Linked DNA regions of Homo sapiens: all the other regions are linked to region 1. A link is a loop called in an ENCODE intact Hi-C map of the cell type or tissue named here. Cell type or tissue: mammary epithelial cell. All regions are shown on one strand.

Region 1 (8,000 bases):
AGAGTTGCAATGTATGTTAGTATATTTTGGGTTCTGAGAAGTCCTGCAATAAAGAAACCTGTTGAATTTTATTGAACTAAGCATTTTCCAAAACTTTTTGCTATGGACACTTCATTTAGAACAGGCTTTGGGCAATACTAGCTCCTATTAACACAGTGTTTTTAAAGACATCAGTTTGTGAAATCAAGCCATTAGCTGCACTTTTCCTTAGAAATATCTGTTAAACCTCCCTCCCCACTTCCATCTTGGGCTTGTATCATTGGTTTGTTGAAAGTTTTGGCAGAACTTTACATTTTTTTCTACTCACTCTTATCTTGTTAGCTTTTATCTTGCTGTTTTTTATTCTAGCTTATAAAATGTGGGAAGATCTTATGATTAAGTGTTCATCTCAGGTTCATCTCCTGAGAAACTATTAGCTTAATTTTATTTTGTCTCCTCCAAGAATTTGGCAAAGATACTAGGGAGAACAGGTTCAAGGATAGGACAAGTGCTGCTCTGAATCATTTTCTAATTGTCTGTGTCAGTGATATCTAACAACTGTGAAAATAATTCTCACTAACATGTTGGCAGGGACAAATATTAAAGTTAAATATTCTTTCAAATATTTCAAATATTTTTATAGGAACCTTATGAAGACATTAGCTTTGATGGAAAGAAATATTGGTGTTATTACAAGTACCTACTAATCAGTTGGTGGCTACCAGGGGCATGCTTTAAGACAGATTTGGAAGCCACCTCTAGGATCTATAGTTCCTGTCTAGATATGAAAGAGGAGTTGGAGTGTGTCACAGTATATATGTCACGTATTTGCCAATTCTGCCTAAGGACCTTATCCGAAAACAAAGATTTTTTTTTTTTTTTCTACTCAGCCCAATGGCAGGCTTTGCAGACATTTTGGATAAAATAGGATTTTGGAAACTCTTAGCTTGCTTTCACCTAATCTGTCCATACCTAGCATTACTCCCAGCAATGTTTCATTGATTAGCTGGATAAAATTTCTTTAGCAAAGCACAATTTATATTAACAAAGCATAAATTATAGTTTAATAAAACTGCCTTAAACCCAAAGCAATGTAACCAAAGTCATCAGAACCTGTAGTCATAATAATGCATAAAAACAAAAAACAGAAACCTAGGTTGCTGTTTTTTCCATTTGCAAAGAGCAATGGAATTCTATTAAAATAGAGCTTATAGTAGTATTTCATATTCAAGGGTGTTAAGGTTAAAATTATGCCAGGGTCCCTTCTAAATAATATTATCATATTTTAAGAGGTATATTGAAAGTTTGTTTTTAAAGGAATATTGAGAAACTACAGTGTCTTTGCACCACATGAGTAATTGTGGAAAAAAAATGAGCAGGATAAGACAAATGTCCTAAAATATTTGATTAATGAAATGTGCTTTGTTTCAATTGTACTGGCAATCACTAATGATAACCAAATCCTTAGGTCAAGCCCAAACATTTCCCTTGTTCTCCAGACCTGTATTTCCAACAAACTACTAACATTTGTCTCTGTGGGATTACAGAGACATCAAAATCCGCATGTCTGAAACTAAACTCATTATATGGCTCCTCAAACTAGCTCCTCCTTTATTATCTATGTTGGGAAAGCTACTGACTGCTCCTCATGACCAAATCAGAAACATGGTATCATCTTAGACACTGTCTTCTCCTCATCCCCACCACCAGTCCTAAGAAAATCCAGGTGCTACAAAAACACTGAATAATAATAACAGCAGTAACTTATACTTTCTGAGTGCTTCTACATACCAGGCCTCATTTCAAGTGCTTTACACACATTAATTTATACATTGTCTTAAATATTATCCAAGTCCACTTTCCCTCCACTCCATTCCTACTGCCAACTTCCTAGTTCAAGGGTTCATCATTTCTCCATTCAATCATGACAATAGCTTCTTAATCACATCTCTTGCTCTGGCCATTCCAATCGATAATCTCTCCTTCATGCTGTGGCAGAGGCACTTTCTAAAACCAAACCGTAACCTTGTCATTTCTCTGTTCAAAATCCTTACCTGGTTTTCTGTGGGCTATAGGGTAAAATTCAAATTCCTTAGTCTGATGATGAACAAGCCTTCTTCAGTTTGCATTCTTTTTACTCACCACCTGCACTTGATTTATAAATCACTTGGATTTCCTAAAACACAGGTGCAGATTCACTCCCCAACCCCTGCCTTCTCACATAAGTCTCTATAGAGTGATATGCCTTTCCCTGCTCTATCTTGTCTTAAAAAAACTCAGAAAACTCAAGAGATCATTTCATTCTTCAAATTCCAGTTCATACTTCACCATCTTTTTGAAACTTTCTTTGGCTCACTCCAAAGTGCTAGCTCTGTATTTGTATTTACTTTCTTTACAAATCAGCCTCCCCTGATAGACAGTGAGCTCCTTAAAAACAAGTTTAAAAACTTTGTATGTTTTGATATCCTCAGGGCCTGGCTGTGCAGCCTCCTTTCAGAAATTAAAGTTATACTTTATGGACAGTAGGACTATATAACCTTTCTTCTGGTTCTAATGTTCCATAATAATACATCCTTCAAGACATAACTATATATAGGGAATGCTTGATATTACAGAGATATGAATCCCACCTATCCCTCCAGTTGCTCATCCACAGCTTTCTAAAGATAAAGTGTGGGTAAGTGTACCAGACTGCATTTCCCAAAAATTGCCACAACATCTCCCATGCCACATGTGCTTCTTACAAGGTGACATTGACAATTTTCCCATTGAGAGGCGTGACTTATGTTCCTTCCCCTTGAATCTGGGTAAGCTTGTGACTACAGATGGAGTATACTATGTGACTTCCAAGGCAAGATCATAAAAGGTGATACAACTTCTGTCTGGGTCTCTCAAGATACTCACTCTTGGATTCCAGCCACCATGCTGTGTAGAAGCCCAACAGTCACAAGGTGCTGCCATGTGTAAGTGTCCCACCAACAGCCCCAGCTGAGCTCCCAGCTCCTCCAGACATATGAGGGAAAGAGGCTCCAGATGATGCCAGCCAGCAAGTCACCCAGAGAGTCAGAGTCTTTCCAGCTCAGCATCCAGACATCATGGGACAGAGACAACTTGACCCTGCTGTGCCCTTTTCAAATTCCTGACCCACAGCATCTTGAGTGTCATATAATGGTTGTTCTTTTATGCCACTTTGTGAGGGGTGGTTTATTATGCAGCAATAGAAAATGATACAACAAGCAATAAGTTAGGCCTACATTTCTTACACGACTCTTAGAGAAACCCTAGGGTTCTGGGGGATACCACTAAGATTCCTAAGGAAAAATCATAAAGGCAGGGGTGAGGTAGTAGTTCTGTGGTCACTGCTATTATGTCTGCTTCTTGATCCCATTTATGCCTAGTGTTCCATTATTGGAATGCTAAGCATGTGGGAGTTATTTATTTCCTACTGCTCAAGGTCATCGCCAAGGTCTGATTGTAAAAATTCAAAAAATTGCAAACTCAGGCATAAATGGGTTAAAGATTGCCATTGTACAAGAGCAAATTAATAGTTTTGAGAAGTCCAGAAGGTACAACACAAAGCACCACTTATGGAATTCCCCAAACGGATTTGATAACGGACTCCTTTTGTTATAACACACAAAACTTCCCCAAAGAAACAACTGTTCTAGCATTCGTATTACAGTCTGAAACACTGGGATACATTAACTCAAACTCACCAAACCAAACTATCCCAAATGTTGGCCAATTATGTTGTTGCTAAGGCCCTGTACTCAGGAGGGACAGCCTTAAATAAGAAGCATTAAGCAGTCAGGTTGTGGTTGAAATGGCTCAGCCACTACATTGTGCTTCCCTTCAGCGGTTACTATAGGAAAGCTGCACCTGAGAGGTAAGAAGAGGAGGGCGGGAAGGCATTCAAAAGACCCTGTGCATGCATATTTTTGCACAGAGTGTGCACACCCCAGTTTTAGCTGTACTAATAGTAGCATGGGGCAAGGAATGGCAGGTCTACATGTGGTCAAGGAAAGGAAGGAAGGGAAAACAGAGAGAAACTTGCTCAAAGGGAGAAGGAATGCACTTTCAAACTGTGGATGCCCTTGTTTTTCTGCACAGCTCATTTTTATTTTAAAATTAGAACAATTCAATAGCCAGAGCTAGAAAGTGATCCTCAGATGGCCCAGAACAGTTAATCTTGGTTGCTTACAGGCAATGGCAGCCTTGGAATCAGTGAGCTGGTCTCACACTTGGGGCTTGAGGCTAAAGTGGCATTTTCAGTTCTCAGGTTTCTCATCCACTTATGTTATTAATGTTCTGCATCAAAACACCAGAGCCTTGCTCTTTCAGCGTGATTCAATGCTGATAGCCAGCAAGGTGGTATACAAGGTTATCCAGCATCTCGTTCACAGACCCTGGCTCACAACAAGGATTACCTCTGCTGTGGGTGTGCACCACTGCCACCTCGTGGCCACCTTCCCAAAGCTCACTCATTCCTCAACGTGGCCTTCCAAGAGTCCCGACTGCTGCGACTTTAAGGGGGTGAAATTCTCCAGGCCAAGAAAGGCAAAGTAAAATATCTTCAGCTTTATTTCAAAAATGGCCACCTGCTAGCACCTCAAGATTACCTTTAATTTAAAAATCAAGAGGCAGACCATATAGCAGAAAGCTCCTGGACTTTGTCTAAACAGAGCTGGATTTGGAGTTTAAAGATGGGTGGTTCTGAGCAAATCACTGTATACCTCAGAGGCTCTATTTCTTCTTAATATTTCCCTTCTTAAAACCAGGGAAATATTATATATTAAGAAGTATTGTAAACATTGTTAAATATATGTGTGTATACACAAGTTAATATACACATATATGTGTGTCCATATATATTATATATGTGTATCTAGAATATATTTGTATATGGAACAAAACATTTAACTTTCACAGTCAGTAAATTCAGTAAATGGATATTTGCAGTATGTGTATGATGTTTCAAGAACAGAAGGGGAACAAAAGCCACTGTCAATGTATTACTCTGCAAAAGAACTATGTGATCTTCAGTCTTTGGCATGGGGTGAGGGTAGAGAAGAACCAGGCTAACTACTGATGCATCATTCTCTTTACTTCCCACAGTAGATCTGTGACTTCAGTATAATTTTCCCCCATTTGAGGGATGAGTACATTGAGGCTTAATGAGGCTGAACCACTTGTGCATAGTTTATAGTCAGTAATAAATGGTGGTATCATGATTCTAGTCTAATTGGTCTGGCTCCAAAAAGTGAACTCCTAAAAATTTGACCTTTTAGAAAGTATATTAGGCAAACTACAGTATCCTAGGTAGTGAAAAAAGGTCAAAACTGATGAGAGCTCAAAACCCAGTTAGTGCAGGGTTTGCAATCTGAGTTCCGTAGAGAGGCCTTAGTTGTCCTGGTCACCTCACTCCTGTCATCATTCTCCGTATCAATGATTTACTGTCACAATGATGCTGAGTATCAAATGATCACAAAGCCCTAATGGCACAAAAACCAAAAAGCATTTGTTGATCACAGGTCTGAAGTCAACTGGATTTTGGCTGGGTAGTTTTAGTGATCTATCTGGGCTCACTCACATGTTTGAGGGAGGCTCAGTTGCTAGCTTATCTAGGATGCCCCAAAGGAAGATGACCAGGCAACTTAGATCTGCTCCTAGTTCTCTTATCCTCCGGCAGGCTAGCCTGGGCATGTTTCTAAGCAAGAGAAGAGGCACAAAAGCAAAGGCAAGTCCAGTCACGCAAATACTTTTTTCAACCTTCTGCAACATCCACTAACTGAAGAAAGTCACATGGCTGAGCCCAGAGTCAGTGGGAGGGCACTGCAAAGTCTATGGCTGTGTTAGTCTCCTGGGGTTGCCAAAACAATTACTACAAACTGGGTGACTTAAAACAATAGAGACTTCTTCTGTCCCAGTTCTGGAGGCTAGAAGTCCAAAATCAATGTGTCAGTAGGGTTGGTTCCTTCTGGGGTCTGTGAGAAGAATCTACTTCTCTCCAAATTTACAGTGGTTTCCTGTAATCCCTGGTGTTTTTTGACTTGTAGACACATCACTCCAATGCCTGCCTCCATCATCATATGATGTTCTCCCTATGTGTCTGCATCTCTGTTTTCTCATGGTATAAGGACATCAGTCACTGGATTAGAGACCACCCTAATCCAGGATGACTTCATCTTAACTAGCTGCAACCACAAAGGCCCTATTTCCAAATAAAGTTACATTTGGAGGCTCCATATAGACATAAATTCTGGCAGGACATTACTCAACCCAGAACAATGGCAAAGGGTATGGATACGGAAAAGAATGAGGAATTGAGTCCTTCTTGCATAAATCACACTATCACATTAGCTATAGAGTCTTCATGGTTTTCTATTTTATTTGAAGTGGATTTGCTACTTTAAAAATTTGAAAATTAATGGTCAAGAGAATTTTTTTCTTTAAGAGATGAAGAAAATGAAATCCAGGGCTAGAAAGTAGATGGCCCAATTTAATGGCAGAGCCAAGAACAAGACTCAAGCCTCAGGACACCAGATCATCTCTCCTTCCACAACTCTGCAATACTATACAAGGAAGCAGTTCCATTGCTGTTGCTCCTACTGTTGTTGTTTTATAATAGAGTAAAACATTGGGCACTGTGCTAGGTAGAAAAATGCCCTCTCCTCCACCTCTAAGATGTCCACATCTTGATCTTTGGAACCTGTGATTATGTTAGGTTACACAGCAAAGGGGAGTTAAGGTTGCCATCGGAATTAACATTGTTAATCAGATGGCCTTGAAATAGAGGAGATTATCCTGAATTATCTAGGTGGGTCAAATGTAATTGCAGTAATTCTTTTTTATTATTATTATTATACTTTAAGTTTTAGGGTACATGTGCACATTGTGCAGGTTAGTTACATATGTATACATGTGCCATGCTGGTGTGCTGCACCCATTAACTCGTCATCTAGCATTAGGTATATCTCCCAGTGCTATCCCTCCCCCCTCCCCCCACCCCACAACAGTCCCCAGAGTGTGATATTCCCCTTCCTGTGTCCATGTGATCTCATTGTTCAATTCCCACCTATGAGTAAGAATATGCGGTGTTTGGTTTTTTGTTCTTGTGATAGTTTACTAAGTATGATGATTTCCAGCTTCATCCATGTCCCTACAAAGGACATGAACTCATCATTTTTTATGGCTGCATAGTATTCCATGGTGTATATGTGCCATATTTTCTTAATCCAGTCTATCATTGTTGGACATTTGGGTTGGTTCCAAGTCTTTGCTATTGTGAATAATGCCTCAATAAACATACGTGTGCATGTGTCTTTATAGCAGCATGAATGGCAATCATTAAAAAGTCAGGAAACAACAGGTGTTGGAGAGGATGTGGAGAAATAGGAACACTTTTACACTGTTGGTGGGACTGTAAACTAGTTCAACCATTGTGGAAGTTAGTGTGGCGATTCCTCAGGGATCTAGAACTAGAAATACCATTTGACCCAGCCATCCCATTACTGGGTATATACCCAAAGGACTATAAATCATGCAGTAATTCTTAAAAGTAGATGAACAAGGCCAAATAGAAGCAATCAAAGGAAGATGTGGCCACAGAAGAGAGGCACAGAGAGATCGATGTTGCTGGCTTTGAAGATGGAGGAAGGGGGCCACAAGTCAAGGAATGTGGGTGACCTCTGAAAGCAGGAAAAAGCATGAAAACATTCTTCTAGAACCTCCAGAAAGTAACATCGCCCTGCCAACACATTGAATTTAGCCCACTGACACCATTTTGCACTTCTGGAACTGTAAGGTAGTAAGTTTGAGTTGTTTAAGACACTAAGTTTATGATATTTTGTTACAGCATCAGTAGAAAACTGATTTTAGGTAGAAATGCTTTTAGCTGCAAGTGTCAAAAAAACAAATAAACACAAAAAACTAGTGACCTCAATAACTATGGACTTATGATTTTCAATAACGAGAAGCTTGGAGTTAGTGGCATGGTAGTTCAGCTACTCAATGATGTTACG
Region 2 (8,000 bases), 65 kb before region 1:
TCATTTCATATAAACTATGGAATTAACTCTCTCTGAGCCTAGACACAGCTTCATAATTTTACTTTCAATACTATCCCAGGCAGCTACTTCCAATCAAAGCCAAAAAATATGATGAAAACTATTTGCTGTCCCTATTGGAGGCCAACTACAGGGTCAGTCATTAGGGAGGTAACTATAATCTGACTTTGGGTTGGGACTCTTGGAGGCCAGGTGCAGACCAAATGGGCTACCTGGTCAAGGGGACTTTCTGTTTATAACCCAACCCCAGTGAAGTTCCATCACTAATAAGAAATCAAATCATATTCTCAAGCAAGTAACAAGGGAAACTTCCATAAGGATTACATGACAGTGACACCAAGACCCAAGTGCCTACTCTTGTGAATAGGCATGCATGAGTAGTTCTTGAAAACAAGAAACAGTGAAAGTGCCTAATAGGCTACATCACTTCGTTACTTAGCTCACTTGCCAGTCCTGGGGCCAGATCTTCAAGGTTTTCTTTTCAAAAATTCTTCCCCCCTTAATGTTCTCACTTAACTGGTCTTCTCAAAAATGTCTACTTAGAGGAGAACAGACCCAGAGCAATCATGGAAATTAGGGAGGTCATTAAGATTGCTTGGGCAGATTAAATTGGGTGTGTTGGAGATTTGAACCTCTCTTTTTAGGAATAAAAGGAATACAGCTGCCTTTGTCAACCTGGACAGCCTTAGGTATTAATGTGTTCATCTCTTCTGTGTCTGCTTTTCCACATCTAGACCATATGGTAGAATAAACATATATTGTAATCAAGCTCTAAATCCAAGGACAAAAGCCCATCATCCTGAAGATTCAAGGAAACTAAATGCTCCCCAAAAGTTTCCACTTAATTCCTATCCCTGGGGTAAACTATGCATCTGGAGGCATTGACACAGGAGGGGAAATCTGACCCTAGAATCTAATGGGAAATGAGTGGTATTCTTTTTATCCTTAAGCATTGCAATGGGCTGACTGTGCACATCATCTTACATTTCTCTTAGCTTATATATCCTTCTCACTGCTGACTCATTTTCTGAATTTATGTCCACCAGACATCACCATGGGATCCCCCAAAGGAGCAAGGGATGAGAACTCTGCCTTCAGATGCTCCGATTTGGGAAGCTTCCAATTACCAGCTCATCCTGTCGTTCAACAACATTTGCAAGTGATCACCTCTAGAGGGAGCTAACCCCACTGTCTTATTTCTTAATGTAGTAGGCAAGGAATTGTTAAATATGGAAATTTTTCAGTATCCAAGATTTGATAAATTATTGGGCATTATTATTTGTCTCTACACTGGCCCTATAATGATGCCTGAGGGCAGTGATGTGGGAAGGCAATTCATCCATGAAGGCAAAGGAAAAAGCTACTTGCAAAGAAGAAAGACTTGTAATTTTCCTCAGCTCATAAACACCAACTGCAGGAAAAAATAATGGCTGCATTTTGCTTTCCTAAATTGTTCTTCAAAGGGATACTGTTTTCCTCTTCAAAGTTCCCTTTTCTTAACCTTAGTATATGTAATTGCACCTTAAAAAAACATTCGCAGTTATGGTGGTAGAAAAGGAAGGCCATAAAGAGCAAAGGGGATTGCACAGTCTGATTTGACCTTCAGAATTTATCAATCTTGTCACACTGAAGTTTCCTCTGAGATGCAGACACTTGGGCTGGTGGGCTCTAACCAATGCAAGGCTAAGAAACAGCTATATGGAATCTGCAACTCCTAGATATTTTGTTAAGACTTGGCTGGTTCTCTGCAATATTTTCGTGTTTCACATAATACTTGGCTAAAAAGAATAGTAAATAATGAGCACCAAAAGAATCAGATAGAAAAAGTATAGCTTCAGGCTGACAGCTGACATGCAAACCACTGTTCTCTGCAGGTAAATGGGGCGCCTAAATTACAGCCTGGGAAGGAGAGAAACAAGGAGGTGATACTGCCAGCCTGCTGCAGCTCCAAATCCCAGAGGCATCTGGGTTGATACTGTACAGCAATGCCAGAAGGAGTGCTTGGGGATGGCAGAGAGGTTCCTGGAGGCCCAAACCCTCAGTGAAAGGAACTGAGCTGTTTTACAGTTCCCAAGGCAGGATAAATACTTAGCCAGAACAGAAATAACCTCCTTTACCTCTTCCCAAACACCTCCACCCTCAACTGTACAGGGCTTATCAGGCTGAAGACTTGGGGCCTCAGCCTATGCTAAAAAGGAATCCCTTGTGTCCTAACTAGTGAACTGAACAAGCTTAAAGGATGACTGGGATCAGGGGATTAAAAGAAAAGAGTGGCTAAGGGACTGTATTTCACCTGCCGTCACCCTGAGGCCAAAAAAAAAAAACATATTAGGAAGAAAAGACATTGGAACCAAAGCAAATCCAAAATGGTATGTCTCAGCCCAAAAATATCTTGTGAAAACTGCAGTGACCTCTAAACAAAAACTGAAAACCATATAAGGTGATAAGATTCTTAGCTGGGATCCTGGGAGAGTCACACTTGGATCACAACAATGACCTCCCAGCCAGGGTCCCTGCCACTAGTCACCCTTCTCTGAGTCCATCCTGCACAATGGGGGCAAAATCATCTTACAGAACTTTACCTTGATCATGTTATTATCCCTGCTCAGGAAAAGTAAGATGTGTACTTGCTGTAACTCCTAGAAAGTAAGCTCCATCTATGTAGCTGTCCTTAGTCCTCAACATAGAACTAAGCTCAGGTCAGGATATGTTCCCTTAATCTTGGACCAACAAGCCATAAGGAGGCCCAACCAGAGCAGTAAGAACGTGTGCTTCAGGGTCCAAGAGACTTGCTTCCAGTGCCAGCTCTGCATTTGACCACTGGCAGATTGTATTCACATTTTCCCTGTCCCATCAAATTTAATTTTCCCAGCCCCATCTGTAAAACAGCTATAATACCAAACCTCACAGTAGCTGTCATGAGAAAATGACAAAATGTGCCTAAAATGCCCAGAATTATTTAATCTGGCACTTGCTGAAAACTCATTGACAAGATTTTTTGCTTATTAATCATGTTTTCCAAATAGTCTGTGATTTGCTCCTTGTGCTTTGATATTTAAAAATTAATTTTTAAAAAGGAGACAATTGTATTACCTTATTAAAACTAGGGAACAGCAAAAATGTGTCTTGCAAAAACAGGCCAGATTCTGATGAGGGAGGATAAGGCTTGGAGAAGTTCTAAGGACAGGTTACAGCTGTATTTGTTAACTGATTTCTTTTTGTTTGCAAATTCAGTACACAAAATCTTCCTAGCTGTCCTCTGCCTTTTCCATGGCATCCTAAACCATTCTGGGACCTCAAATGACTATAGTAGTAGCATCACTACAAGAGGGCTAAAATAGAAGGCAGGAGCCTCAACACACACAAGAGCCTACTCCACAGAAAGTTCTGATACTGAAATACCACTGTGTTGGGTCCATAGTTCTTGCTTATACAGTTCATTTTTCTTCAAACTGTCATACAATGTGACTAGGTTGACAGCATACAGCTGGTTTTACACCTTTGAAGTTCTTCATTAGAAGCCATATTTCACATGAACATAGCTTAGAGCCATATTGTGAAGATACCATGTGAGCTGTGCATGAGGCTGTGTGGAGAGCTGCCAAGCATGATATTTTGTGTTCTGTGTTTCTGCATGCTTTGTATCCTAGAAGCTAAACTCCCATTTGGCTGTTCCAGTTTCTTCAAGGGATGAAGTTAGGTTTCCATCTTTAAAAAAAAGCAATTCATAAAGGAAATGAATTTGAAAAGGAGATTACATGGTGGTCATCATCTTGATACCCAAATTCAAATGTCTATTAATCTCCAGGGCATAAAAGACACAGAAAATATCTCCAGGGTATAATAAACACAGAAATGATAACATCTAAAGAACAGAAGAGAGCGAGTAAACGTAGAATCAGAACAAGCGACTATTTTAAGAAAACAGAAGATGACTGATAAGTGGAAATGGTAGATTTGTTCTATTGAAAAATACCAGTATATTCTGGAAATAACAGGAGAAGAAAAAATAAAGAAGTTTCATTACTATACGTTTTCAGAAGCAAAGAAGCACAATCCAAAAGGAACTCTCCTCTTAACTTTGTATATAACATAGAACAATAAATGACTGCTGCAAAGGAACCAAAAATACAATAATTTGATAAAATGAATATTTTAGGGAGAAAGAGAGGAAACTTTCACCATTAGGAAACCAAACATCTCCTTCTGCAGCTGAAGAGACATAGTTTTCAAGTGGCGAGGGAAAATGAAAAATAACCTCATTTAACTATGTACTCATCTGTTTTGTTTTGTTTTTTTTTTTGCACCTCACAAACTGATCCAGTCAGCAGAAAGGACTATGGGTGTTTTTGAGCCCAGAGTCCACTACATCATAAACATAGGGCTGTTTTAAACCAACACTGTGTGGAGCTATTGCCTTAACAGAGTCTGATGGTCAAGGCCTGAAACCTGGATCTGACTCAGACTAGGAAACAAAAACAGTAGGCTTCAGAGCATGCCATAGACAGAGAATTAAACAAAACCTGGGAGAGGGCTCAAATTTTCAGAAGGAAACCGCTTCAGCAATTTGAATCATTAGTTTACCAAAGCCTAGTAAGAGAAGAGGCTTTTAGGAAACTTCTAAATAAACTTTATAGACCCAAATTAAATAGGTTGATATTAGAACCTTGGGAAAGATTCAGAATATCCTAACCACTTACAATATTTCTGCCAACACCTTTTATTCCTCTCTTGCTCCTTCTTCTTAAATGCCTCTGATTTCTTACAACCCCAGTACTCAGTACTAAGCACTCTGGACCTTCTCCACATTATCTTATAAAAAAAGTGCATCCATTCTTTTAAATACTTGTTTTATTTTACAGTTAGTGTCTTTTGTGTCCTCTCCTGCAGGTCTTTGCTTTGTCTGAGGTCACAAAGATATGCTCCCATGTTTTCTTCCAGAAGTTTTATAGTTTTAGCTTTTACATTTAGGCTCCATCTTGAATGAGGCTCCATCTTGATCCATCTTGAATTAATTTACATATATAATGAGACATAGGGGTAAATGTTTATTTTAGCCCAGTTGCTCAAGCACCATTTGTGGAGAAGATTTTACTCACTGAATTAACTTGGCACAATTATTGAAAATCAGTTGACTCTATATATGTGGTTTTATTTCCAGACTCTATTTTGTTCTGATGATGTATGTGTTTGTTTTTATGCCAGCACCACACTGCCTTGATTACTGTGAAAGTTATAGTTATCCACTCTTAGGTTTAACAGATTACTTGATGCAGAGGCCTAAGACCTAAATTCTAATGCAAGTTTTGGCATTAACTAGCTGTGAAATTTTGAACAAGTCATCCAGTTTCTCTATTACTTAATTTATTAACCTGAAAAATAAGAGGGAGTAGATCGGGGTTGAAAATTAAAATACTTGGCAGGTAATGTAACAGAATTAATCTGGAAGGTATGATGCAATTCTACAACAGGGAGTGATGGGTATTGTATCAATGTTCATATCCAGTCTAAACATGAAAGTTACCATCCAGACTAGCTTGCAAGAATGCAAACTTGCTACTGCCACACCGTCTGATTTTTCCAGAGAAACCAGAAACCTGGATTTGTTATGGGAAATCTGATTTTTAAGGCATCACATAGGCCAAATAAAACATAGAAACTCAGTCTCTGAACTGCCAGTTTGAGACCCTGGTCTAGCAAATCTCTCAGAATGCCAATTGTTTGTTTGTTTGTTTGTTTACATAGTTACTGGGAAGAACAAACGAGGGAACATAAGAAAATGCTTGCACTGTACCTGATATAAATTCTTTTTTTCACATTAAACATTCTCTAACTTGTATCCCAAATCTCTACCACTAGCCCTGCATTTCTTGCAAGCAAAGAGTCATTTCCTCCCTTAAATCCAACTATTAGCTCACTCTCCATTGAGTTCACAATCTGGCCTGTGTTGGAATCTTTCGGTTACTCCCCTTCCCAGACGCTTTCTCCACCTTTTTGCAGCTCAGTCTGTGCTCAGATACATTGAATTATGTGAATTTTATGGACAGGCTTTTTTATCCTGTGGCTTCCTGTTGTGTTTAGCCAATGTAGACATCAGCAAAAGACTAGAGGGTGAATGAAGGGTGAGATTGGTGTATTTACATTCCCAGTGCCCCACCTGCTAAGTCACAAGGCTTGACTTTGGCCTAACGTCATAGCTGTCTTCAGGCTGTTCTCTCCATAGAGCCATAGTCAGTTCAGGCTCCTATAACAAAGAGAACTACACACTCGGTGACTTAAACAACAGAAATGTATTCCTTGCAGTTGAAGACTGAAAAGCTCATGGTCAAGGTGCTTGCCAATTTGGTTCCTGCTAAGGGCCCTCTTCTTGGTTTGCAGATGGATGCCCCTCCCTGTTGTATCCTCACATGGTAGAGAGATAGATCTTCTTTCTCTTTTCTCTTATTATGATCACATTAATCCCATATATGAAGGCCCCACCCTCATAAACTAATTACCTTCCAAAGACCCGACCTCCAATTGCCATCACACTGGGGATCAGAGCTTCCATATATGAACTTGGGGAGACACAAACCATTCAGTCCGTAGTAGCCAAACTTTTCTTTGGGTTACATTAACCGTTTTTTCCTGTTGACCCTTCAGGCCAAGAGGCAGTTAATAGCTCTCATGTCCTTTTAAATTCTGTTCACTCACTTATAAATCATTCAATTTGAGTGTGCTATATCATCTTGAGACCCCTAAACTAGCAAATCTTCCAGGATGCTAACGGTTTTTTTACATAGTTATTGTGAAGAACAAATGAGGGAACATAAGAAAATGTGTGATCATTGTCTAATACACCAGCTTCTCACCCCAGGTAGAGCCCCTCTCCTCTGTTCCCTTTCTAAACCAATGGCGCCACTATCCTGCCTATTAACGAGGCATAAAGTGATGGCCCTCTATGAGAAAGGGAGGTTCCCATAGGATCCCTCTCCCTCACTCACCCCTAAAAATGAGCAGCCAGGAAAAGGAGAAACTTGGCCTGCCAAGAGTAGAAGGATTGGTTAAGTTCAAGGTACTGAGTTGGCTACATTTTCTAGGAGTGGAGTTTCGAATTGAACTGATTTTGTGGCTGGAATTTCTCTTCCCTCTTTTCTACTAGACCAAAAAGATTAGTGTTCTGGGCTGCTCCGTGCAACCCTTCATTCTATCCTCTGTGAATATTCTCTCTTCATTCATGCCTGGAGCCACCAGCACTTTCCCCTTGCACTGGGTACACCTTAAATTGGTTTTTTGACACCATCCGTGGAAGATCTGCTATCCAGGCTGAACCTCATAAACATAGATAGCTGTTTGACTTGCTTCAGATCTAAGCTATATATAGGCTGCTTCTGATGTCTTAAAATTTTTTCCACATGGTTCACCTTAGCTTCCTAGTTTTGCACTGGAGCTTCAAGCAGAAGCCTCTGCTAATAATAGTGTTACTGTGTTTTCTCTTGCCTCCTTTGTCATGTACCCTTGTTTCTAACCTGCCTGAGAAGCAGGAGATTAGTATGGAAAAGAGCAGAATTTGTAGACTCCTGATTATACTAATGTAAAGTCCCAATTCAACATAAATAATCAATACCAAATTCTTGGCATAAATTTTGACTCATGCCAATTCTTCATCTCCAGTATTCACTCTACCAGATGCCCTTAGTTTGTTGCTTCAAAATGCCACTTATATCACTCTCCTGCTCTACATTCTTATCCCCACTGTATTCATCTCAGTTCCTGAACAAATGATGACAACTTCTGCCCCTTCCAATTCATCCTGCCCCACTCTGCCAGATTCAACTTTCTTATAGAATGCTTCCATCATATGACTCTTTATAACCTATTACTTCAAATACAAATTCAGTGGCACAGATTTTAATGATCTCCATAATATACACACCCAATCTCAATTGTCCTAGAGATCATGCATGGGAGAGAGCAGTCTTTTCGGTGCTTCATCCACATGC
Region 3 (8,000 bases), 750 kb before region 1:
GTAATTTCTTTTGCCATGTAGAAGCTCTTTAGTTTTAGTCCCACTTGTCAGTTTTTGCTTTTGTTGCAATTTGCTTTTGGGGACTTAGCTATAAATTATTTGCCAGAGTTAACGTCAAGAAGGGTATTTCCTAGATTTTATTCTAGGACTATTTTATAGTTTGAAGTCCTGCATTTAAATCTTTAAGCCATCTTAAGATAATGTTTGCATATGGTGAGAGGTAGGAGTTCAGGTTCATTCTTCTGCATATGGCTAGCCAGTTATCCTAGCACCATTTATTGAATAGGGAGTTCTTTCCCCATTGCTTATTTTTGTTGATTTTGTCAAAGATCTGATGATCGTAGGTAGGCAGGTTTATTTCTGGGTTCTCTATTCTGTTCCGTTGGTCTATGTGAGTGTTTTTGTATTTAAAACAGAATTGGAATTTAACTACAACCTGCTTATACTCTAAGGAATTTACACTGGCCTTTTCACTGAATATGCATATCACTGTTGGAGACAATCTGTGAACTTAAGAAAGTAAGATTTGTTACAATGTGGTATTTGCTTAAGGGGCCTCCTGTTGCACAAAATAAATCAAAGAAAATATTCTCATTACAAAATAGCAGTTGCTGAGGGGAGACTCAGGTCCCATGAAAGGGATTGTGTTGGGTATTCCTGCTCAAGTGGATCCTCCTCCCCGAACACACACCTATTTTCTTAGAGTTTTAAAATCTACTGGGTTCCTGCTATAGGAAGTTAATTTTTCAGTTGTGATACTAGTTGATATGGTTCAGCTATGTGTCACCACCCAATTCTCATCTTGAATTGTACTCCCATAATTCCCACATGTTGTGGGAGGGACCTGGTGGGAGATAATTGAATCCTGGGGGCGGTTTCCACCAAACTGTTCTCGTGGTAGTGAATAAGTCTCATGAGAGCTGATGGTTTTATCAGGGGTTTCCACTTTTGTGTCTTCCTTATTCTCTCTTTGCCTGCTGCCATCCATGTAAGATGGGGCTTGCTCTCCACCATGATTTTTAGGCTTCCCCAGCCAACTGAAACTGTAAGTCCAATTAAACCTCTTTATTTTGTAAATTGTCTAGTCTTGGGTATGTCTTTATCAGCAGCGTGAAAATGGACTAATATAGTAAATTGGTACCAGTAGAGTGGGGCGTTGGTGAAAAGACACCTGAAAATGTGAAGGTGACTTTGGAACTGAATAACAGTCAGAGGGTGGAGCAGTTTGGAGGGCTCAGAAGAAGACAGGGAGATGTGGGAAAGTTTGGAACTTCCTAGAGACTTGTTGAATGGGTTTGCCCAAAATGCTGATAGCGACACAGACAATAATGTCCAGGTCTTAGGTGGAGAAGAGGAACTTGTTGGGAACTGGAGCAAAGGTGACCCTTGTTATGTTTTAGCAAAGAGACTGGCAGCATTTTGCTCCTGCCCTAAAGACTTGTGGAACTTTGAACTTGAGAGGAATGATTTAGGGTATCTGACAGAAGAAATTTCTAAGCAGCAAAGCATTCCAGGGGTGACTCAGGTGCTGTTGAAAGCATTCAGTTTTAAAGAGGAAACAGAGCATAAAAGTTTGAAAAATTTGCAGCCTGACAACGTGATAAAAAAGAAAATCCCATTTTCTGAGGAGAAATTCAAGTGGGCTTCAGAAATTTGCATAGGTAATGAGGAGACAAATGTTAATCCCCAAGACAATGGGGAAGACTTCTCCGGGGCATGTCAGAGGCCTTCACGGCAGCCCCTACCATCACAAGCCTAGGAGGAAAAAGTGATTTTGCGGGGCCAGGCCCAGGTTCCCTGAGCTGTGTGCAGCATAGGCACTTGGTCCGCTGCGTCCCAGTCACTCCAGCCATGGCTGAAAGGGGCCAGTGTAAAGCTTGGGCCATGGCTTCAGATGGTGCAAGCCCCAAGCCTTGGCAGCCTCCACATGGTATTGAGCCGGTGGGTGCACAGACCCATAGTCGAGAATTGAGATTTAGGAACATCCACCTAGATTTCAGAAGTTTGCTGCAGGGGTGGGGTTCTCATGGAGAACCTCTGTTAGGGCAGAGCAGAAGGGAAATGTGGAGTTGGAGCTTGCATACAGAGTCCCTACTGAGGCACTGACCAGCGGAGCTATGAGAAGAGGGCCACTGTCCTCCAGACCCCAGAATGGTAGATCTACTGACAGCCTGCACTCTATGCCTGGAAAAGCTGCAGACACTGAACACCAGCCCATGAAAGCAGACAGGAGGGAGGCTTACCCTGCAAAGCCACAAAGGCGGAGCTGCCCAAGACCATGGGAACCCAACACTTGCTTCAGTGTGACCTGAATATGAGACAATGTCAAAAGAGATCGTTTTGGAGCTTTAAGATTTGACTTCCCTGTTGGATTTTGGACTTGCATGGGCCCTGTAGCCCCTTTGTTTTGGCCAATTTCTTCAATTTGGAATGGTTGTATTTGCCCAATGTCTGTTCCCCCATTGTATCTAGGAAATACCTACTTTGCTTTTGATTTTACAGGCCCATAGGCAGAAGGAACTTGCCTTGTCTCAAATGAGACTTTGGACTGTGGACTTTTGAGTTAATGTTGAAATTAGTGTAGACTTTGGGGGACTGTTGGGAAGACATAATTGGTTTTGAAATGTGAGGACATGAGATTTGGCAGGGGCCAGGGGTGGAATGATATGGTTCGGCTATGTGTCACCACCCAATTCTCATCTTGAATTGTACTCCCATAATTCCCACGTGTTGTGGGAGGGACCCAGTGGGAGATAATTGAATCATGGGGGTGGTTTCCACCATATTGTTCTCGTGGTAGTGAATAATGTGATCTGATGGTTTTATCAGGGGTTTCCACTTTTGTGTCTTCCTCATTCTCTCTTTGCCTGCTGCCATCCATATAAGATGGGGCTTGCTCTCTACCATGATTGTGAGGCTTCCCCAGCCAAGTGGAACTGTAAGTCCAATTCAGCCTCTTTCTTTTATAAATTGTCTAGTCTTGGGTATGTCTTTATCAGCAGCGTGAAAACGGACTAATACACTAGTTATCAAACTAGTTCATAAGCAAGCTGGCATTATCTGCCTTGAATTTTTTTTTTAATTCTCTGGAGCAAATGCTCCAATATATGAACAGGACCATACAATGAATGGGAACCTGTAAAGATACAGCCCCAGAGTATAAACTTTGTTTGTGAAGTACTCACAAACAAAGCAAATGAAAAAATAAAAATAAAATAAAATAAAATAAAACTGTTCACTATAATCCAGGGAAATTAGTTAATAGGGAGAAATATCCTGGATGCTATGTGATCTGAGGCATAGCATCCTAATTTTTGATACTTGGTTTTCTTATTTCTGATAAGAAGTTAAGACTCTAACTTTCTCTCCTTACTTTATCATTCTGTAATTATAGAAGAATCCACAACAAACCCTTTTTTTATTTTTTTCCCTTTTAAAGCATCACATTAACAGTTTTAAGAAATATTAACCAGGTACTTCCTCATAGACTGATTGTCCTGGAGCTATGAGGGAAATGTAGTTGTTGAGCCAGGCCTAAGGAATTTCAATTTGAAAATGAGAAAACGGGCAATGAAACATACACAAATGACAACAATACAGATAAATATATTGAGTAGAACTGTCATGAAGGTGGTGACACTGAAAAAGTTATGGAAACAGCTGTCCAAATCTACCTAATTCCAACAAAATCATTGAGAAAATATCACTTCAGGAACAGTTGTAAATGGAAACAGTGAGAACTTATTTCATCACAGGAAGTTTCTGAAAGTCTCAAAAAAGTATTTAACTTTCTGTAACCTTTTTGGAGACTCATGACACTCTGGTAGACTGATGGTCCCACTATTTTGATGGACTCATTTTAGTCTGGTTTGCTTACACAACCTATGTGCCTTAAAATAGGCCCCATAGCAGCAGCTGCAAATCAGACCTGTAATTAAGGGGCCTGTGGCTGAAGGACATTCAAGACAATAACATGTGCGTAATGAATATCCTCTTGCTACTTACTTGAAAACATTAACTAAAATGCATGTGGCAATTAATGCTGAAAATTTTGAACTGAATACTCAAAAATTAAGATCAACAAAGAGTCTGTGATATCCATACAGAAAAATGGCCTGTTTTTAGTTTTCTCCCTTGTTAAAGAAAATAATTCGCCTGCCATGCTCCAAAGGACCAGAAGACGGCAGAAGATGCACATGGTTGAGAGAACCCAAACAGCTCTAGATTCTGTTATATAAAGTAGCCTTTCAGACAATATCTTACTTATGCTTTGCTGAAGCTTAATTGTTTTAGTCTTCATTCAAACTTTTTCCTTAGAAAATTAAAATATGTGTGCAGGTTTTAATTTTACCATATACTATCAATTCTAAATATTAATGATTCTACTTTTTGAAGAATGCTATATATTAGTTCCTAAGGTATAAAATAACAATATCCAACAGCCATTAAGTACTTAAGTGAGTGGTAAATTTTCTAAGTGCTTCACAAACACAATACAGTAGGCAGAATTCTAATATATTCTCCAAGATTTTGCACCTGCTAGCATACATATCCTGCATAAGGGCATGAATTGTGAAATGAATTTGATGGATTTTATACTTGTGAGTAGGTTATATTTTACAGTATGGCACTGAGTGTATGGTAAGGAGATTTTCTGGGTGGACCTGATGAAATCACCTGAACCCTTTAAAAGAGGAATTTTTTATCTGGCCAGTAACTGAAGGAAGTCAAAGATTTGAGGCATACAAATTACTTGACATATCATCATTGGTTTAAAGATGGAGCAGGCAGTGCATCAAGGAATATAGGTGGCCTCTAGGAGGTGAGAGTGACCCCCAGCAGCAAGCCAAAAAGGAAACAGGAATCTCAGTATTATAACCACAAGAAGCTGAATTCTGCTAGCAAGAATGAACTCGGAAGCAGATTTTTCCCTGGAGCCTCTAGCAAAGCGCTCAGCCTGGAATGTGGTTTGATCTCAGCCTTGGGATAATACCCAAATGATAGAACTGAATTATGCCATGCCATGCCTCTGACCCACAGAAATGTTGAGAAAATAACTGGGTGTGGTTTGAAGATTCTAAATTTTTTAAATATTTGGTAATTTGTTACACAGTAATAGAAAAATAATATAAATAAATTCATTTGATTCTCATAACAGCCATATGAATTAGGAACTATTGTTCTTATTTTAAATCTGAGGAATTGGAGATATAGAAAAGTATAATAACTTGTCCAAGATGGCACAAGTAGTAAGTGGAAAAGCCAAGATTCAAAATAAGGCAAATGAATCCTGTATTCTCATACCCCAAGCTTGCTTGCTTTCAAAGGGAAATGCCAGCAAATTCCAAGCAAAATACTTGAAATATTTAAATATTTCAAAATATTGAAAGTCAGGCAGCAGGGCAAAATTCATCATAGGTTGACAGAAAGACTTCCAGCACACTTTTGAAACTTATTTTCAAAATAAAGACTTAAAAGATGTAGTGGAAAGTAACTGGCATGTCCTTTGGGACACACAGACACATATGTCCTTAAGGACAAAGGCATCAGGCAATCCTGCCTTCATCATTTGCTGCATCAGCTTGGGGAAGTCACTTCACCTCTCTAGATGGGAATATGGTAGCTGATACGTTTTCCTCTATGTCCCCACCCAAATTTTATGTTCAATTATAATCCCCAAAGTTGGGGGAAGGACCTGGTGGGAGGTGATTTGATCATGGTGGCGGATATCCCCCTTGCTTTTCTTGTGATAGCGAGTGAGCTCTCATGAAATTCAGTTGATTGAAAGTGTGTAGCACTTTCTCCTTCACTCTCTCTTCCTCTTGCTGGCTATGTGAAGAAGCAGAAGCCTGTACGGCCAGCAGTAGAACCATGAGCCAAGTAAACCTCTTTTCTTTATTAATTACCCAGTCTCAGGTATATCTTTATAATAGTGTGAGAATAGGCAATACACCACCCATAAATAATACCATGAAATCACTGTTGTGTTATTCAGAAACTATTGGATATAATGGTACATTTAACAAATATCAAGAATGTTTTTGAAGATTACTTAATGAAACAGTAAAAAGCTCTGACAAAATGTTCAATAAAATCAGTATTTACAAATATATTACATATATATATATATGTAATGGGCTCACTTACATAATTTTAAAAAGTATATAAACATACCCACTGAGTTATTTGGGAAAAAATTAAGGAATACACTAAAACATTAAACTTTTAGTGTTTTAGCACTACATACGATTTTTAAAATCTTTTATTCTACTGAAATATCTGAACCTACTATAATTAATCAAACAAATATTTATTGAATGTATGCTGTATTCTTTGCTTACATGAGTATTTTTAGAAAAAGGTATTGTATCTTTCTGAAAGTTTCCTTCTATCCCTTCAATATCTATACTCAGATCTCCGATACTCCTACCATGATTTTACCCCATCTAATACCTGACAGCCAATACCTTTATGCTCATCTCCCCCAGTAGATTGTGATAATCCTTTTTTGCGAGGGACGATGTCTTGTCCTATTGTATTTTTAGCACCTGGCACATAGTAGGATCTCAAAACGTCTAATTTTCTTTCTTATTTGAATAATAATAAAAATCTTGAGAAATAAAGTCAGATAGTTATCAGGACTTGTTGAATTTTTGGTTATGTTTTAAGAATAAAGATCTTTCCAATGATATAGTTGTTTGCTGTTTTCTGGAGCCTATTATCACAATGAAAAGGCTGGCTGTTCTCCCATAGGAGCCCCTGCTGGCTTCCTACTAAATACTCATTCCTAAATTAACCACAAGCATGCAGATTGTATCTGTAAACAAAGTAGTAAATCTAAAAGTAAAAGTAATTATGTAATTAAAATGAAAAAGATAATAATTAATTTAGAATGCATTCATTTTAATTGAGTAAAAGAAAAATATGATGGCCGTATAGAGAAGGTGTTGAGAGAGAAGGAGGGAGGGAAGGTGAGAGGCAAGTGAAGGGAAGAGAAAGATGGCACTGATTTAATAAAGACCTCAGTATTAAAAAGTACCAGTCAGAAATCAGAATTTAAAGCATATCATAGCCATGTTGGCATTGACCCCACACAGAAGAGTTGAAAGCATCTCATAGATGTGATGGCATTGCTCCTAGTTTTTGGCTCTTGGTGAAGAAAGACTATAGGATCAGCCGATGAAAAATTATTCCATAAAGAATATATCATCAATAGGTATTTTATAAGGTTCCTTTCCTGGGAAATGTCATAAATTGCCATAAATTTTTGAAGAGGTATCAAAATTTTCTTTAGGTCATATTTTTCTGATTCTATAACATCTTGATCAGTGGTCACATGTCATCACACAAAGATAAGCAGAAGAATGACATGTAACCAGAATAGATTTTGAGTGGCCTCAAGGCTTTGCTTGTTAATTACTGTCATGAACTGAATGTGTTCTTCCAAAATTCATATGTTAAATCCCTAAAGAGGTAACTACAGTTAAATGAGGTCGTAAGCATGGGGCTCTATTCCAATAGGACTAATGTCCTTATAAGCAGAAGAGATAACAGTGCTCACTCTCTCTTTCCTTCTCTCTCTCTCTCCTCCTCTTTTTGTGTGCAGAAAAAAAAGGCTGTATGAAGACCCAGAAACCTTCGGACCTGAGAGAAAATTAATTTATGTTGTTAAAGTCACCTAGTCTGTGGTGTTCTATTGTAGCAGTTTAAGCTGACTAATAGACTTACAAAGATCTTTGTGGTAGCAAAATCTCAGTTCAGTGAGCAAACTCTGTGTGATCAGCTGTATTTTCTCAGGCAAAATGATTCAGTGTGACTTGTCTCCTCTTCCTGCCTCATTTCCTAGTCTGGAATCAGACAGACACTGCCAAGATCTCTTTACTTAATTGGCTCAGAACTGAAACACAGAGTATCTAGGGGAGTTAAGAGGAAAGCCTGGGGGATGTAAAGAAAGAGTCACTTTCTGCCCCTGTGTCTCTGCTCATGAAGGAGGAGGGGTC
Region 4 (8,000 bases), 120 kb after region 1:
TCACCACTGCTGTCAATCCTCTTTGGCTCCTGGCAACGACTGATCTCCTTTCTATCTCTATACTTGGGCCTTTTCTAAAATTTCATATAAATGGAATCATGTAAAAGACTACATACTCCATCTGGCTTCTTTTTGTAGCATAATGCTTCTGAGATTCATACATGTTATGCTTATCAGTAGATTAGCTTTTTTCATTGCTGAGTGTTATTCCATTGTATGGACATACCATTATTTTTTTATCCATTCATCATTCAATGGACACTTTGGTTCTTTCTTTTTTTCAATCATTACGAATAAAGCTGCTATGAGCATTCAGATCCAAATTATTGATTAGGTAGGTGCTTAAACTTGTCCCTGATAAATGCCTGAGAGTGAGATTTCTAAGTGATCTGTTTAACTTGTAAGGATTGTCAAATGGCATTTCCAAAGTGGCTGTACCCTTTTGCATTTCCACCTGAAATGTATGAGAATGTCATTTGCTCCATACCTCCTCTTAAGTGCTTGATTTTATCAACTATTTTTAAAAATTTTAGCCATATAATAGATGTGTAGTGCTATCTCATTGTGGCTTTAATTTGCATTTTATAAATGATTAATGATATTGAACATCTTTTCACATACCATTGCCACTGATATATTTTCTTCAACAAAGTATGTCTTCACATCTTTAGCCAAGTTTGTTTTAAATTGTGTCATGTCTTACCATTATTGAATTATAAGAGTTCTTGATATATTTTAGAAACAAGTTCTTTATCAGACATACGTCTACAAGTATTTTATCAGACTGTGTTGCTTTTCTTTTCATTTCCATTGGTGTCTTTTGAAGAGTGAGAGTTTTTCATTTTCATGAAATCCAATTTATCATTTTTTTATTTTATGGTTCCTGTTTTTTTGGTTGTATCTAAGAAAAATTTTGTCTAACCCAAAACTACAATGAATATCTCACATACTTGCTTCTAGACCTTTTTTTATAGTTTAGATATATTTGGATATGTGATCTATTTTGTATTAATTTTTGTATGTGGTATGACATAAAAATCATTGTTTACTTTTTTGCATCTGGATATTCAACTGTTTCAGTACCACTTTGTCTTAGTCCATTTAGGCTGCTATAATAAAGTACCATAAACTGGTGGCTTATAAACAAAAGATATTTATATCTCACAGTTCTTGAGACTATAAAGTTTAAGATCAAGGAGCTGGCAGATTTGGTGTGTATTCTCACATGGTGGAAGGAAGAACTCTGACCTCTTCAGCCCCTTATAAGGGCATTAGTTCCGTTCATCAGGACTCTATATCTGTGACCTAATTACCTCCCAAAGGTACCATTTCCTAATACCATCACATTGGGGATTAGGTTTCAACATATAAATTTGGTGAGGAAACACACATTCAGTTTGTAGAGTACTTACTGACTCATTAACTATATTGGGCAAGTTATTAGGTGGCAATTTCATATGGTTCAAACTAGCATTTGGTCTCTTTAATCTTCTTTTTCCCCCATATGAAAAACAGGAAGAGCTGTGGTACATATTACACAGGTGATTGTTGTGAAATTTAAATAAGATAATGCATGCAAAGCACTCCGTCCCCTGCAGAGCACATAAGTGCTCAGTAAAGGAGGATATGTTATAAAACTCATCAAGTCCTGACTATTGCAAAATATATCTTGAATTTATCTCCTCCACCTTATCACTATTTACTCATTCACTCATTTATTCACTTAACAACTTTTTATTGAATCACCATGTGTTCTGGGTACTAAGATAGGCATTGGGAATTCAATGGTAAACAAACTAGACATGGCCTGTGCTCCAGTGGGACTTTCAGAATGCAAGAGAAGACAGACTGTTAAATAGCAATTAAAATGCAAATAATAAAAAGTCATAACTCTGGGCTTTGCTCTGGCTAGTGAAATAATACATTTTCTATGTCCCATCTTCTTCCCCCAGGTTCCTGGGTAAGGGAACATAGGATAAGCCCAGAGATAAGAGAGAACTATTGAAGAAACTCCTGCCAGTGTGATCTATCTAAACCACATATCTGACCAAGTCACTCACTGTCTAAACCAGTGTAAGGCTCTTCACTGCCTTCAGGGTAGAGTTAAACTCTTTAAAATGACATATCTCTCACCAAAGCTCTTAGCACTCTTTCTCTCTCATTTTGTTTCAAAAAAACTAAACTATTTATATTTCTCTATACATGCCATGCTTTTTTATGTCTCTGTGGCTTTGCTCATGCAGTCCATGAAATGTCCTTCACCCTTCCTCTGCCTTGGTAACTCTTCATACCAGCTGGGATTCTCATGGCTGCAGAAGAAAGCAAGCCAGTTCAAACCAACTGGAGGCAAAAAGAGAAATTTACTGTAAGGATACTGGGATGCTTCCTGAAACAGAGAGCAAGGACGTGATTGTATATCTATTGTAGGTAACAACAGAATGCATTCTCTGGAAGACGCATTCTCTTCAGTTTGTCTCTGCTTCTCCCTGTGCATGTCAATGTGACTCACATTGTGGTTATTATTGGTTTTCCTCTATCAAATGGCAGAAAACATAGCAATTGACAGTTCTCAAGCTTCAGTGAGTCCCATGTGGAAAAATCCTAGGGAGGGACATTGATTGCCTCAGCATGTTTCATGTACTCACTCATGGCCCAAACATTTGGGGCCCAGGGATGCAGTGTGATGATGTACAGAATAGCTGCTCTCACCATAACCATGTGGATGGGGGAGGGAATAACCCAGAAAATTTTTGGAAAAAATTACAAAAACATTATAGATATTTTTGAGATTCCTTGAAAAAATGTCATTTGCATAAATGAATTAATATAAATTAAGCATAAATAAGGAATCTCAGCTCAGATGACCCTCCTCCAGGAACCACTCCAGATTCCCTTTATTGGTTTGGGTGCCTGTGTTCTATGCCCACTTACTGCCTCATGAATATGTCTAACACTACTGTTAACATTTTTGATCATCTGTTTCTGTGTCTGTCTCTTACGAATTCTTAGAGGACAAGTATGTAGTATATTCAGTTTTGTACCTCAAAATTTGAAGATACAGAAAACAAAGCAATAGTGAATGTGGAAATGTATTGAAGATTTTTGGAAGAATGAGTAGGTGATTACTTCAACTAACTGGCACTTGAATTTTATTTCTAAAACTCTCATTATAAAAAGTCATCATTTTCAACTTTCTTTTGAGTCAATGTACATTTGCCCTCTTACATAGCAACATCAAGTCATTAATGAGATAATCCCAAACCTTGTTATTACATCGTAACTTTCTCTTAGCAGTAATTATTGGAGGTGAGAGAATCTATATTAATTGACTTGATTATATATAATATTTAAAATCACCTAATTGACACAATTATTATAGAGAAAAACATGTGAAAGCCACATAAATAAACTCCGACTATGCTTAAGAACTGTCTAACCCAGCTCATTTGATAGCCTATTGACCAGTGAGTTAAACAAAACTCTAATTCAATGATAGCAGCATCCTCTGCCCTTTCCAAAAGTGCAGGACAGGATAATATTATCTCATGGTCAAGAAATGTATTAAATATGTGGAAAAATAAAATGTAAAAGAGCATGAGGAGAAACTTAGTGAAAATTAGCAAAACAATGTTCTGTTCTCCCTCTGCTGGCTTTTAGGCAGTATTGCTCTTCAAAGATCTGTCCAAAGGCCCATATGAAATTTTTTCAAGGAATCTCAAAAATATCTATAATGTTTTGTAATTTTTTCCAAAAATATTTAGAATGCTCATAATGTTCATCTAAATAAGCTCCACCAAAGCTAGAGCATCCCCACCAAAGCCATCATTACCTTCTCTTCTTATCACAGATAATGACTAATACAAAATAGATAGAACAAGTAGAATCTAGTGGCTTGACCAATTTTCCAAAAGAGCAATTCAAAAGAAGTAATTGATATTAATATTATAAATAGATATTATGTTTTCTAGTTTTCTAAGAATATGATTCTTACAGATTGAGATGCAGCCTGATTGAGTAGGAAAAACACTGCATTTTTAGAAAGACAACCTGGGTGTGAGTCTTGACTATCCCTATTACTTACTGGTTGTACAAGCTTTACAGATTGTCATTTATATGTTAGTTGTATAACATTACCATTTACGGAACTAAGTCTCATCAACCTCTAAATGAGGAAGCTATGCAACAGAATTGTTAAATCCTTTTCCAGTTCTAGTTTTTTTGTTCCCAGTGCTGTTGAATTATTAATTTTTAATAATTAATTTCTGCATTTAATTCACACCATTTTGGTCATTCGAAGATGTAACCAAAATGGTTCCTGTAACCATCAGCTTCCTTCCTTGACGTTGTGCCAAACACACTGTGGACACCCAGATGAATCCTAATTGACACAATAATGATTGTGATGGCAATAAAGAGCCCTGGGGTTTTTATTTGAGCCAAATTCTTTCCTAGTTATATGGCTAGTATTTTGAATAGCAGCTGTGAACAAATCTGTATTTCCTTCCCCTACGCCACCCCCACAACAGTCTGAAATCTTTACTTTAAATGAGACAAATCAGAAGAACTGCTGAAAAACACAGTTTCAATCTGTCCTTCTGCCCAGTCATTAGTTAAATCCCCTATATCACATTTCTTTAAATCAACTGACTCTTAAATATTGTTATAAGGAAAGCAAGGCCAAGGTGGGTGTGAGGTTAGGGGATACTAGTTCAAATAATGACTCCACTTCTTTTAAATTTAATACCCATCTTTCCAGATTGAAATATACCATGTCATGAATGAGATAATACATGTGAGCTTATCATTCCAGTGTTTTCAGACATAACTGGAGGTCCATAAATAGTAGCAAGAATAATTATAGCTACCACTTATTGAGAACTCACTATGTGCCAGGCACTATGCTAAACTATATATATAAAAAGTTATACACAAACACACACACATACACAAACACATATTCATTTATTCCCCACAAAAACCCTATAAGGCAGATGCTACTTTCTCTATTTTACAGATAAGAATTTGAAGCTTAGAGAATTAATGTAATTTCTACACATTATCCTACTAGTGGCTAAGCCAGGATTTGAACCAGGCAGTCTGATTCCAGAGCCCACTTAGAGTTTTGTTTCATGCCCCAAGGAGGATACTGAAGCTTTAGAAAGCAATTAGTTACGCACCCTCCAGAATAACTAAAATGAAAGCCAACAATAACAACTGAGAACTCCAAGTGGTGGTGAGTATGTTTATGAGTGTAAATTGGTGCTAGAAGGAATGTAAATTGATGCAACCACTTTGAAAAACTCTTCAGCAGTATGTACTCAAACTGAACATACACATTGCCTATAATCCAGCAATTCCACTCCCTACTACATATCCAAATGAAAGTGTAAATGTATGTGGACCAAAAGACAGAATGTTCAAATGTTTGTTGCAGCATTATTTGTAGAAGCCCCAAATTGAATGAACCCAATGTCCATCAACAGTGAAAGAGATAAAAGAAAATGTTGTCGGTTTCACGTAATAGAAATACCACTCAGCAATGACAAATATTTAATTGCTTACGATGTCATACAGCATCAATGAATTTCAAGGACATAATACTGACCACAAGAAGCCAGACACAAAAGAATATATGTGGTACAATTCCAAAGCTCAAAGTCCAGAAATAACCAAAACCAATCTATGGTCAAAGAAGTTAGAATGGTGGTTACCTTTGGTAAAAGGTGCTCACAACTAGGAGACAGCATACAAGAGACTTCTGGGGAGCTCATAATTTCTTGACCTGGGTAGTGGTTATACAAATATAAAAATGTATCAAGCTATAGACTTAGAACTTGTGTACTTCTTTGTGGTATGTCAAAATTCAGTATGAAAGCTTACACAAAGGAAATGAAAACAATTACTAAGAATTCATTCCCCTCATTCCCTTTCAGAGTACATGCCATCTCATCCCAAACTTGGGATTCTTGCATGCAAATGTTTCTCTTTTTTCCTAATTCTTGGCTCCTTTGCACTTTCCCAAGTGCGTTTAATGAGAAGCTGTGAATTTCTCACAGGAAACTACCTCACTAGCTGATATCCTAAACTTCAGTTCCACTCTCTGACCACAACTGTTCATTGTTTCAGTTTGATCACAGATTTCACCTCCTTGCCTTCAATTTTGATTTTGAAAGCTCCATTTCTTTTCATTCTCAACCAGCTTTCCCTCTTTCGTTCATTTGTTTATTTGAAGAGATTTATCACTTCAACAATTCCACTTACTCAACTAATAGTGCTAGGCTCCTGGAATACTATAGTAAATTAAACTGACCTTATGTCTTATCTCATGATTCTCACCATCTAATGACTTCCATGAAAAAACCCTAAACTCTCTTGTCTCTTGTCCTTCTTACACATCTAACCGTCAACTGCTCTTGCTTAAATTAATTCTGTTGTCTGCCTTCACTGGTCCCACACAAGGGCAACTATACACTAGGAGAAAAATTGAAATTTTCACATCATTAATTTATGTCTCTGCATATTCATGGTCTCTAACTTCATCTAGGTCCTAAATGCTGTTCTATGTCCCTAGCAAGCTTTCTCTTTATTTTTCCTAACCTCTAATTGAAATTTAGCATTTCATTTATTTACAAAAGGCAGGCAACAAATAATAGTATTAGCAGTGCCTATTAGTACTGCTGCAGTACTAATAACTTTGTTTACAGTGTCTATAACTTTGTCACCAACAGAAATCACATAATTTTTTGTGTCACATTATAGTTGTTACAGATATCTCAGGATATATTCATATTCATTACTACTTTGCAATTATGGTAGTTATTAGATTTGACACCAGACCATGCTATTGTATGCATTAGGATAAGTATTGTAGCATTTTAAAAAAATATGTTTTTTGACACTCCTCCCATCAAGAGGTAAAGATTATGTTTCTTTCCTGTGAATCTGGGGCAAGCTCAATGACTCCCACATAACCAAGAGAATTCAGTGGAAGTGACGCTATGTGTTTCCAGGGGCTAAGTCATGAAAGGCAAAGAGGCTTTCACCTTGCTTCCTGGAGCACAAACCCTGGGAGCTCTGAGACACCATGTAATAAATCCAACTACCTTCTGGCTGTCATGCTGTGAGGAAGACCAAACTAGCCTAAGCAAAGAGCCCACGTGGAGACAGAAAGAGAGAGAGAAAGACCAACCTGGCCCAGCTCCTACTGTTACTTTGATTGGTAGAAACAAATAAGTGCTTCTTACAAGGTCTGTCAATCTGCTCCTGCTTATGGGAAGACAAACTATTCCCAGCCCTGTGTAAGTACTAGAAACTGTTTGGCCCACTGCTTTTTGGTGTCTTTTCCCTAGCCTCGTGGAGTTTCATCCTTCCATTGCACAGATAAGTACTCAGAGCCAAAGGGAAGTACGCAATACAAAGGAACACTCTTGCAGATGTCCAAGACTCTCCTGTGTGCCATGTCCTCCTCTCAGATACTCTGCCCATCAGCCTCTCCAACTTCCCATCTCTGTCACCTCCATCTCTGTCGCCTCCATTTAGTGAAATCACCGGTTTTTGTTTGGGTTCCCCTCCCTGTTCTAGGCTCTGGACACTGCCTCCAGATAGTAAGCTGGGGTCATTATGGAACTTAATTCATTCGTTTCCCTTCTCTCAGGGATCACGATACTGCACTGCCTGTTGGCTAATGTCTGAAAACAATGATTTCATAGATACATACATATATGTGTATATGTATATATACAACCCTTTCCTAAATATGTATAAGTATACATACTTATGATTTATATGAATGTATATATGTGTGTATATATTATATATCTTATACATATTATATATTTATAATATATATTTTATATATGTATATAAAATATAAATATTATATTTTATCATATGCATATATTTTATATATCTATATATTTATATATTATATATAACATATTCAGTATATAAATATATATAAAATGATATATACATATCATATATTTTATATTATATATATG

Evidence for each region. A loop is a pair of places that touch in the nucleus more often than their neighbours do. Peaks named below come from ENCODE experiments on the same cell type or tissue, not always from the same donor. Only the 100,000 strongest peaks of a DNase experiment are listed, where the experiment ranks them.
Region 2: a loop joins it to region 1, with 7 times the contacts of the local background. A loop is called at or near these places in 19 of 110 quality-filtered maps.
Region 3: a loop joins it to region 1, with 5 times the contacts of the local background. A loop is called at or near these places in 19 of 110 quality-filtered maps.
Region 4: it touches region 1 in a loop (5-fold over the local background); 7 of 110 quality-filtered maps call a loop at or near these places.

The regions. Positions count from the first base shown.
Region 1 is chr11:30,192,363-30,200,362 of GRCh38, forward strand. All of the region lies in intron 1 of ARL14EP-DT (ARL14EP divergent transcript), which reads right to left. Among named protein-coding and RNA genes, the nearest start is that of FSHB, 35 kb to the right of the region's middle. RefSeq lists an enhancer at 4,956-6,155. In mammary epithelial cell, a CTCF peak has its summit at 4,439 (motif pointing left); a DNase peak (open chromatin) is centred at 5,699; H3K27ac peaks cover 1,296 bases.
Region 2 is chr11:30,127,330-30,135,329 of GRCh38, forward strand. The region is part of intron 1 of ARL14EP-DT (ARL14EP divergent transcript); the gene reads right to left. Among named protein-coding and RNA genes, the nearest start is that of FSHB, 100 kb to the right of the region's middle. In mammary epithelial cell, CTCF peaks have their summits at 1,180 (motif pointing right) and 4,422; no DNase peak of the experiment used is centred here.
Region 3 is chr11:29,444,526-29,452,525 of GRCh38, forward strand. All of the region lies in intron 2 of LINC02755 (long intergenic non-protein coding RNA 2755), which reads right to left. Among named protein-coding and RNA genes, the nearest start is that of LINC02755, 150 kb to the right of the region's middle. In mammary epithelial cell, a CTCF peak has its summit at 4,190 (motif pointing right); a DNase peak (open chromatin) is centred at 7,796.
Region 4 is chr11:30,311,179-30,319,178 of GRCh38, forward strand. The region is part of intron 1 of ARL14EP-DT (ARL14EP divergent transcript); the gene reads right to left. Among named protein-coding and RNA genes, the nearest start is that of ARL14EP-DT, 7.8 kb to the right of the region's middle. In mammary epithelial cell, a CTCF peak has its summit at 3,646 (motif pointing left); no DNase peak of the experiment used is centred here.